Regions from separate parts of the Mus musculus genome. Here region 1 is linked to region 2. The links are chromatin loops, found by intact Hi-C in ENCODE. Cell type or tissue: gastrocnemius. All regions are shown on one strand. Region 1 overlaps Vmn2r58 (vomeronasal 2, receptor 58). Region 2 has its middle 110 kb from the start of Zfp788.

Region 1 (5,000 bases), 95 kb before region 2:
TATGCAACATGGGTTCAACAGTTGCCTTCCACACTGTACTGGGATACCTCTGCTCCTTAGCACTTGGTAGCTACACCATGGCCTTCTTGTCCAGGAATTTGCCTGACACATTCAATGAAGCCAAGTTCCTGTCATTCAGCATGCAGGTATTCTTCTGTGTTTGGATCACTTTCCTCCCTGTCTACCATAGCAGTAAGGGGAAAGTCATGGTAGTTATGGAAGTGTTCTCCATTTTAGCTTCCAGTGTAGCACTCTTTATATTGATTTTTGCCCCCAAGTGCTACATCATTTTGTTAAGGCCTGAAAAAAACTCCTGTCACAATGTCAGGCACAAAAAACATTCAAGGAGGAACATCAATTTATTTACTTAAAAATTAAAACTTATCTATGATTGTAAATTAAATATTATGGTTTACACCAGTGTCACAGCATTCTAAATGTCTTATTCTGGTATTATAGCATGTGATTGTGTATGCTCATAGTTCTTTTTGTTATTGTGTTAAACTCTCTGTAATAAAATGATTAGTTTTCTTTCATGTTTTAGATACATTAAATGGTTTTTGTAACATTGTTTTAGTAGAGTCTCTTGTTGGGCTTTTGTCCCGTGATTATATTAGTGTGGCATAACCTGATGGGTATAAAGTACTTTTTCTGTATACAATGTGCTGCTGTTGAAGATGTGTAACAATGTTCAGTCATTTTGTCCTTCTTTCATTTAAAAACAAATCATGTGATTGATTTATTTGATTTTGGACTCTAGGATATTCTATTATATTCTACAATGTAAAGTGAACAATATTAGATCAAACTGTCTCTAAGATTCAATTTAAGAAGTTCTTATTTCTAGTGATCAGAAATAACATGCAGTGGTTTCAAATGACAACAGAACTTCCTTCTATTTTAATATATAATCATTTTATTACATGAGAGAAAATCTATCAACTTACTCTGGACAACTACAAACGGTGACTGAGTTGGAACTTGCATTTGTGTAGAAACTTAGAGCTTGTGAAAAGGATGTGAGTGACTGATCAGATGTTTCATGGGCTTTTATGGTTACACTGCACTTTTATCATGAATAGGTGTTGGATTTTGTCAAATGATTTCTCAACATCTAATGACATGATCATGTGATTTTTGTCTTTGAATTTGTTTATATACTGGATTACATTTATGGATTTCCATATATTAAACCATCCCTGTATCCCTAGGATAAAGCCTACTGGATCATGATGGATGATCGTGTTGATGTGTTCTTGGCTTGTGTTTGTGAGAATTTTATTGAGTATTGTTGCATTGATATTCATAAGGGAAATTGGTCTGATGTTCTCTTTTTTTTTGTTGCGTCTTTATGTGGTTTAGGTATCAGAGTACTGTAGCTTCTTAGAATGAAATGAGTAGAGTACATTCGGTTTCTATTTTATGGAACAGTTTGAGGAGAATTGGAATTAGGTCTTCTTTTAAGATCTGATAAAACTCTGCACTAAACCAAGGGCTTTCTTTGGTTGGGAGACTATTAATGACAGTTTCTATTTCTTTAGGAAATATGGAATCGTTTAGATCATTAATCAGATCCTGATTTAACTTTTATATGTGGTATCAGTATAGAAATTGTCTATTATATACAGGTTTTCCAGTTGTGATGACTATAGAATTTTGTAGTAGGTTCTGATGATTTTTTTGGATTTCCTCAGATTCTGTTATATCTCCCTTCTCATTACTGATTTTGTTAATTAGAATACTGTCCCCATGCCCTCCAGTTAGTCTGGCAAAGTGTTTATCCATTTTATTGGTATTCTTGAAAGGTTTTGTTCATTCTTTGTATAGTTCTTTTTGTTTCCACTTAGTTGATTTCAATTCTGAGTTTGATTATTTCCAGCTGGCTACTCTTCTTGGGTGAATTTGCTTCCTTTTCTTCTAGAGCTTTTAGGTGTGCTGTCAAGCTGCTAGTGGATGCTCTCTCCAGGTTCTTTTTGGAGGCACTCAAAGCTATGAGTTTTCCTCATAGAATTGCTTTCATTGTGTCCCATAAATTAGGATATGCTGTGGCTTCATTTTCATTAAACTCTAAAACGTCTTTAATTTCTTTCTTTACTTCTGACTTCATCAAGTTATCATTCAATAGAGTGTTATTTTACTTCCATGTGTGTGGGGGCTTTGTATTATTTATGTTGTTATTGATGATCAGCAATAGTCGGTGGTGATTTGATAGGATGTATGGGATTATTTCAATAGATTTGTATCTTTTGGGGAATGTTTTGTGACAGATTATATGGTCACTTTTGGAGAAGGTACCATGAGGTGCTGAGAAAAAGATATATCCTTTTGTTTTAGGATAAAATGTTCTATAGAAAGCTGTTAAAAACCATTCATTTAATCATTTCTGTTAGGTTCACTTTGTCTCTGTTTAGTTTCTGTTTCCATGATCAGTCCATTGATGTTTGTGGTGTGTTGAAATCTCCCGCTATTATTGTGTGCCTTGCAATATGTGTTTTGAGCTTTGGTAAAGTTTCTTTAATGAATGTGGATGCCCTTGCATTTGGAGCATATATATTCAGAATTGATAGTTCATGTTGGTAAATTTTCCTTTGATGTATACGAAGTGTCCCTCCTTATCTTTTTTGATAACTTTTGGTTGAAAGCTGATTTTATTCAATATTACAATGAGTATTATAGATTGTTTTTTGGGACCATTTTCTTGGAAAATTGTTTTCCAGCCTTTTAATCTAAGGCAGTGTCTCTCTTTATCCCTGAGGTGAGTTTCCTGTATGCAGCAAAATGTTGGGTTCTCTTTAAATAGCCAGAATGTTAGTCTATGTCTTTTTGTTAGGGAATTGACTGATGGTAAGAGAAAAGTAATTTTTGCTTCCTGTTATTTTTGTTGTTAGAACTGGAATTCTAATCATTTGGCTATCTTCTTTAAGGTTTGTTGAAAGATTACTTTCTTGCTTTTTCTAGGTTGTAGTTTCCCTAACATGTCTTGGAGTTTTCCCTTTATTAGTCTTTGAAGAGCTAGTTTCATGGAAAGATATTGTGTAAATTTGTTTTTTATGGAATACTTTGTTTTCTCCATCTAAGGTTATTGAATGTTTTGTTGGGTATAGTAACCTCGGCTGGCATTTGTGTTCTCTTAGCCTCTGTATGACATCTGTCCATAATCTTCTGGCTTTCATAGTCTCTGATAAGAAGTCTGTAGTTGTCCTCTTTCTCCACAACCTCACCACCATCTGCTGTCACATGAGTTTTGATCTTAGCCATTCTCACTGGTATGAGGTGGTACCTCAGGGTTGCTTTGATTTGATTTGCATTTCCATGATTACTAAGAATGTTGAACTTTTCTTTAGGTGCTTCACAGCCATTCAGTATTCCTCAGCTGAAAATTCATTTTTTTAGCTCTGTATCCCATATTAAGTAATGTTACTTGATATTCTCTAACAATATTTCTGACTTGGTTAGAAAACCCATGAATATGTTGATACAAGCTTTTGTCACTTTGGTCAAAAAAAAACTTTGAGATATCCATATAGTATTTACAAATATTTTATAGCAAGAGAAAGCTGTCTCAAATAGACAGCCATCTTGGATGGAGTTGTCATGAGAAAAACTACAGACAGAAGAGCTATATATAGAAGGCTGTCTAGTGAGCAATATCAAGCAGAAGATAATGTATCAGCTTGGAATTTATGATTTGACTCTCATATCATAAGTTTTGGTAATCTCAGATACCCCTTCTCCAACAACCCCTCTTCAAGCCAAGGCTGGCTTTTTATCAAACACTGAGGCAATACCAAGAATAATTAAGTGCTACTCCAAAAGCATTCACTCCACAAAATCTGAAAATTCACACAAAATGGATAACTTTCTAGAGAGACACCACTTGCCAAAATTAAATCAAGGTCCAGGAACTCATTTAGTCATTTCTATAACCTCTAAGAAAATATGAGTAGTGATTAAAAGTTTACCAAACAAAAAGGCCCAGGACAAGATGGTTTTAGCACAGCATTCGACCAAACTTTCAAAGAAGAGCTAAGACCAATACTCCTCAAACAATTCCATTGAATAGAAACAGAAGTAACATTGCCACACCCATTCTATGAGGCCACAGTCACATCAATACCTAAGTCACACAAAGACTTAACAAGGAAAGGGAAATTCTGACTACTTTCTCTAATGTACTTTGATGTCAAAATACTCATTAAAATATTCACAAACTGGGTACAAGATGGCAACACAAACATCATCCATCATCATCATATAGGATTCATCTCAGGGATGCAGGGAAGGTTCAATATATAAGAAGTTGTAAAGGTATTCTACCATATATAAACTGAAAAAAATTCACTTTATTATCTCACTAGATGCTGTTAAATTCTTTATCAAAATCCAAAACCCCTTTATGTCAGAAGCCTTGGAAAAGTCCAGGATCCAAGGTGAGTCACTGACCATAGGAAACACAATATAAAGTAAGACTCCAGCCAAGATTAAATTAGTGGAGAGAAACTATTTTTTTAATTTATTAAAAATTCCATTGAAATTAGATACAAAACAGGGCTTTACACTGTCTACATATTTACTCAATATAGTACATGAAGTTCTAGCTAGACCAATAAGAAAACTAAAAGAAATAAAGGGAACTACAAACTAGAATGGAAGAAGTTAAATAATGACAATTCACAGATGGTATGATAAAATACATGTGTGAACCCAGAAATTCTACCAAAGAAATTCTACAGCTGAAAAACATCTTTACAAAACTGGTTAAATAAAACAACGTCAAAAATTTTAAAAGCCCTCTTTTAAACAAACAGTACATTGTCTAAGAAAATATTAGGGAAACAACAACCTTTACAATAGCCACAAATAATATAAAATATCTTGCTGTAATTAAAGGTGAGCAAGTGAAAGGCTAGTATGACAAGAACATTAAGCCTTTGAAGAAGAAAGAAATTGATAAATATTTAGAAATTGGGATGATTTCCCCTGATTATGAATCAGGAGGG
Region 2 (5,000 bases):
TGTTGAAATCTCCCACTATTATTGTGTGCTATGCAATATGTGTTTTGAGCTTTGGTAAAATTTCTTTAATGAATGTGGATGCCCTTGCATTTGGAGCATAGATATTCAGAATTGATAGTTCATCTTGGTAAATTTTTTCTTTGATGTGTATGAAGTGTCCCTCCTTATCTTTTTTGATAACTTTTGGTTGAAAGTTGATTTTATTCGATATTACAATGAGTATTATAGATTGTTTTTTGGGACCATTTTCTTGGAAAATTATTTTCCAGCCTTTTAATCTAAGGCAGTATCTCTATTTATCCCTGAGGTGAGTTTCCTGTATGCAGCAAAATGTTGGGTTCTCTTTAAATAGCCAGAATTTTAGTCTATGTCTTTTTATTAGGGAATTGACTGATGGTAAGAGAAAAGTAATTTTTGCTTCCTGTTATTTTTGTTGTTAGAACTGGAATTCTAATCATTTGGCTATCTTCTTTAAGGTTTGTTGAAAGATTACTTTCTTGCTTTTTCTAGGTTGTAGTTTCCCTAATTTGTCTTGGAGTTTTCTCTTTATTAGTCTTTGAAGAGCTAGTTTCATGGAAAGATATTGTGTAAAGTTGTTTTATATGGAATACTTTGTTTTCTCCATTTAAGGTTATTGAATGTTTTGTTGGGTATAGTAACCTCGGCTGGCATTTGTGTTCTCTTAGCCTTTGTATGACATCTGTCCATAATCTTCTGGCTTTCATAGTCTCTGATAAGAAGTCTGGAAGGGTCCTCTTTCTCCACAACTTCGCCAGCATCTGCTGTCACATGAGTTTTGATCTTAGCCATTTTCACTGGTATGAGGTGGTACCTCAGGGTTGCTTTGATTTGATTTGCATTTCCCTGATTACTAAGGATGTTGAACTTTTCTTTGGGTGCTTCTCAGCCATTCAGTATTCCTCAGCTGAGAATTCTTTTTTTTAGCTCTGTATCCCATATTAAATACGGTTATTTGGTTTTCTCTAACAAGATTTCTGACTTGGTTAGAAAACCCATGAATTTTTTGATAGAAGCTTTTGTCACTTTGGTCAAAAAAATCTATGAGATATCCAGATAGTATTTACAAATATTTTATAGCAAGAGAAAGCTGTCTCAAATAGACAGCCATCTTGGAGGGAGCTGTCATGAGAAAAATTACAGAAGTTCTAGCTAGAGCAATAAGAAAACTAAAGGAAATCAGGGGAGATAAAATTAGAATGGAAGAAGTTAAAGAATGACAATTCACAGATGGTATGATAAAATCCATATGTGAATCCAGAAATTCTACAGCTAAAAAACACCTTTACAAAACTGGTTAAACAAAATAAAGTCAAAAAATTTAAAAAGCCGTCTTTTAAAGAAAGAGTACCTAGGCTAGGAAAATATTAGGGAAACAAAACCCTTTACAAAAGCCACAAAGAATATAAAATATCTTGCTGTAATTATAGGTGAGCAAGTGAAAGACCAGTATGACAAGAACATTAAGCCTTTGTTGAAGAAAGAAATTGATGAATATTTAGAAATTAAGATGATTTCTCCTGATTGTGGATCAGGAGGGTTAACATAGTAAATACAGACGTTTTGTTAAAAGCAATCTGTAGATTCAATGCAATTCCCACCAAAATTTCACAATAATTTTTACAGACCTTGAAAAACTGGTTCTCAAATTCATGTGAAAAAAAGACCCAGGGTATGTAAAACAATCCTGTATGGGAAAAGAACTTCTAAAAGTATCACCATCCCTGATTCCAAGCTATACTACAGAGCAATAGTAGTAAAAACTACATGGTGTTAGCATAAAAACCTACACTTGATCAGTGGAATAGAATCAAACACTCAGTACTAAACCTTTATATCTAAGGACACTTGATATTTGACAAAGTCAAAACTAAACAATGTAAAAACGGGAGCATCTTCAACAAATGGTGCTGGTTTCACTGGATGTCTGTATGTAGGAGAAAACTAATAAAGCCATATGTATCACCCTGCATATAACTCACCTACAAATGGATCAAAGAACTCGACATAATACCTGACACAGTAAATATAATAGAAGATTAATTGGAGAACTGCCTTGACATCATTGGTACAAGAGACAACATGGTGAACAGAACAATAGCCCAGGGACTAAGATCAACAATTAATAAATTTGACCTCATGACATTTAAAAGCTTTGCTAAGCTAAGTACATCATTAATAGTATAAAACAGCAGCGTGGAGAATTGAAAAAGGTCTTCACCAACCGTACATTCAACAGTGGTCTAATCTCCAAAATTTACAAAGAACTCAAGAAATTAGGTACCAACAAGTAAAATATGCCAATTACAAAATGGAATAAGGGGGACCCAGACGCGCCCTTCCATGCTTGGCGGGGGTGGGTGAGTGGGCAACTATCTCCCAACCCGATCTCTCCCGATGGTCTAAGTCCCCACTGCAGCGCACCGAGGTCAGAGGGCTTGGCTTGAGCCTTGCGTGCCCACCACAGCTCTGCTGCAAGCCTTTCTGCGCACTCGCTCGCTCTGGGGAGGTTGGTCACGTGTCCGTGGTGGAGGTTGGGAGGACCCCGGGCTAGATGAGGGCGGATCTCCAGGGTCAGGAGCTGTGCTCTAACCCCTGGGTTCACAGCAAGGTGGCCAGGCCGCCTGCCTCCAGCCTGCCGCTGGCTGCTGGGCCACTCTCTGTCCCTGCTTGGGACTCAGAAAGGTTTAGGCTCGGGTCGCACTCCAAAAGAACAGCATGCCCTCTCTAAATTGTTCCTGTTGTACCAAAACCTTACAGTCCAATACAGAGAGTTCCTGTCGGTGAGGAGGGTTGCGACAGAGCAGCGGTTCATCTGTGGCTTTCTGTTGACTTGGACTAGGAAGAATTTCGAACACGAACCAAAGTCACGGTCCTAATGCGCCCCTCTCCACTCCCACCCCCTGCACATGTCCTAGATAAACACTCGGCTCCTAACAATCTGGATTCCTCGGTCTCCCGCCCACCCCCACCGGCGCCCTTCCCCTGGATTGAGAAACAAATCCCTGACTGTATATTTCAGTTTATGTCCGATATGGTTGCTGAATCCTGATGAAAGTTTCATTGTTTCTTTAGAAACCTTTCTTTAAAAGCCCAGTAGGTTAAACGGCAAAAAAAAAAAAAAAAAAAAAAAACGTTGAAATAAAGATGGAGGGATAGATTTTTTTAAAAAATGGGATATAGAGTTAAGCAGAGAATTCTCAATAGACGGATCAAGAATAAAATAATAAATTATGGGAAGTTAAAATGAAATAATTTTTTTAAAAGAAATACTTTTTTATAAAAATTTTCCGTGTCTAAATATACAATCTGATGAATGACTTAGATGTCATACATGGTTGATTTACCTTTTTCTATTCCTATCCAATATCCTACCTTAATTCTCTTCACCTAGTTCTCTGGATTCATCTACTCTGTACAAGAATTATTTTACTGCATGCATGTTGATAAAAAAATTTTTCTAAGGTGAACCTCCTGGCCAAGAACTGGCAATTTTTTTTCATTTCAATGTGTTTAGTTTCAGTAGATCAAGTATATGTAGATATCTCTAGTTTATCATTCAACTAACATCAATAATGCATTTACATGACATAATTTTACTTTTCTTAGTTGTCATAAGACATGATTCGATATTAATCTATGTAATAAGTGTCAAACATTCTGTTAATACTGTTTATATATCATAGACATATTGGTCTTGATGAGTTAATGATAATTATCACATTCTTTAAGGTTTAAAAATCTTCATCTGTATGGGTGACATTCATTATTGAAATTACATAAGAAATCCAAATGTCAAATTAGCATAATATATGAAAATATTTAAAGAACGTGATTTTATTCATAATGGGTCATATCAGAAATGTGATTTTCAGATATTTCCCTAGGGATTATGTGCATTGCATCACAGATTTCTGAAGATCTTTGCATTGGAGAATGATCATATGATCTTGAGTTTACTGTTTTGATTGAAGTGAAGCAGGACAGTTAGAGGGAATCTTGAATCTTATGCATGCTATGAAATTTACAAGGTAAATTAATGATGCTAGAAGAAAAAATTATCCTGAGTGAGATAATCAGACAAAAAAGATAAAAGTGTTGTCTATTCAGTTACATGAGGATTTATCTGTTAAGTATTTATGCAACAAGCAATAATACCTATAGCCGCTGATGTTATGTATAAAATAATTCCCTGGGAGTATGAAAAATTACCCTAGGAAGCAGAAATAAAATGTATAGTTATGGATGGATGGGATGCAAGACTGTTATAGAAAGAAATAAATGAGGAATGGAAAGAAAAAGTGAATACAGAAGGGAATATGGGAATAAAGAGCTAAATCTAGAGATCATTTGAGGGATTGTATTTGAAAACAAATACAGTTGAAGTTACTAAGTTTTATGTGTGTGTGTGTTTGTATGTGTATTGTGTGTATGTGTATGTGTATAACAAAATTTAATTGGAATCCCTAAATAATGATAAAATAATGGTAAAACCAAAATCCAAAAGGACATCTCTAGTCAGTAAAAGAGAGCTTTATTGTCAAATGAGTTGCAAATAATTTTTGGCCAAAGGGGATCCATGAGAATCCCTACAACTCAGGTTATTGTCAAGGTAATCAGTTGCTCTACACAATAGCTCAAGACAGCAGCTCATAATTCATTGAGCATAGATAATTGATATTGGCACCTACTTAAAGCCTTTACCACCATTGACTAGATTTCACAGTATTCAGGAGCATTCTGCGTATTACTAGAGGAAAAAAGAAAAAAGAAACACAGCTTTTAATGCTGCAGTCTAAGATGGTGACCTGCCCTCAGCATACGTACAGTAGAGGTTCAAAATGTGTGGAAATATCAACCCACTATCTGATTCAAATAGAGGCCCACTTCATATGACAATGCCTAGGTAGCCAAACACCTGAGATTGGATAGGGAAAGATAGACTTTGGAAAATCTAAATACTACTGTTCTACAACAGTAAC

What was found. Hi-C counts contacts between places; a loop is a spot of excess contacts. Peaks named below come from ENCODE experiments on the same cell type or tissue, not always from the same donor. Only the 100,000 strongest peaks of a DNase experiment are listed, where the experiment ranks them.
Region 1: a loop joins it to region 2, with 2.8 times the contacts of the local background. A loop is called at or near these places in 11 of 42 quality-filtered maps.

What each region holds. Positions count from the first base shown.
Region 1 is chr7:41,832,252-41,837,251 of GRCm38, reverse strand. It overlaps Vmn2r58 (vomeronasal 2, receptor 58), which reads left to right. Exons shown (of 6, transcript NM_001105055.1): 6 at 1-371. The coding sequence ends at 371. Among named protein-coding and RNA genes, the nearest start is that of Vmn2r58, 38 kb to the left of the region's middle. In gastrocnemius, no CTCF peak of the experiment used is centred here; no DNase peak of the experiment used is centred here.
Region 2 is chr7:41,737,645-41,742,644 of GRCm38, reverse strand. No RefSeq gene overlaps it. Among named protein-coding and RNA genes, the nearest start is that of Zfp788, 110 kb to the right of the region's middle. In gastrocnemius, no CTCF peak of the experiment used is centred here; a DNase peak (open chromatin) is centred at 2,588.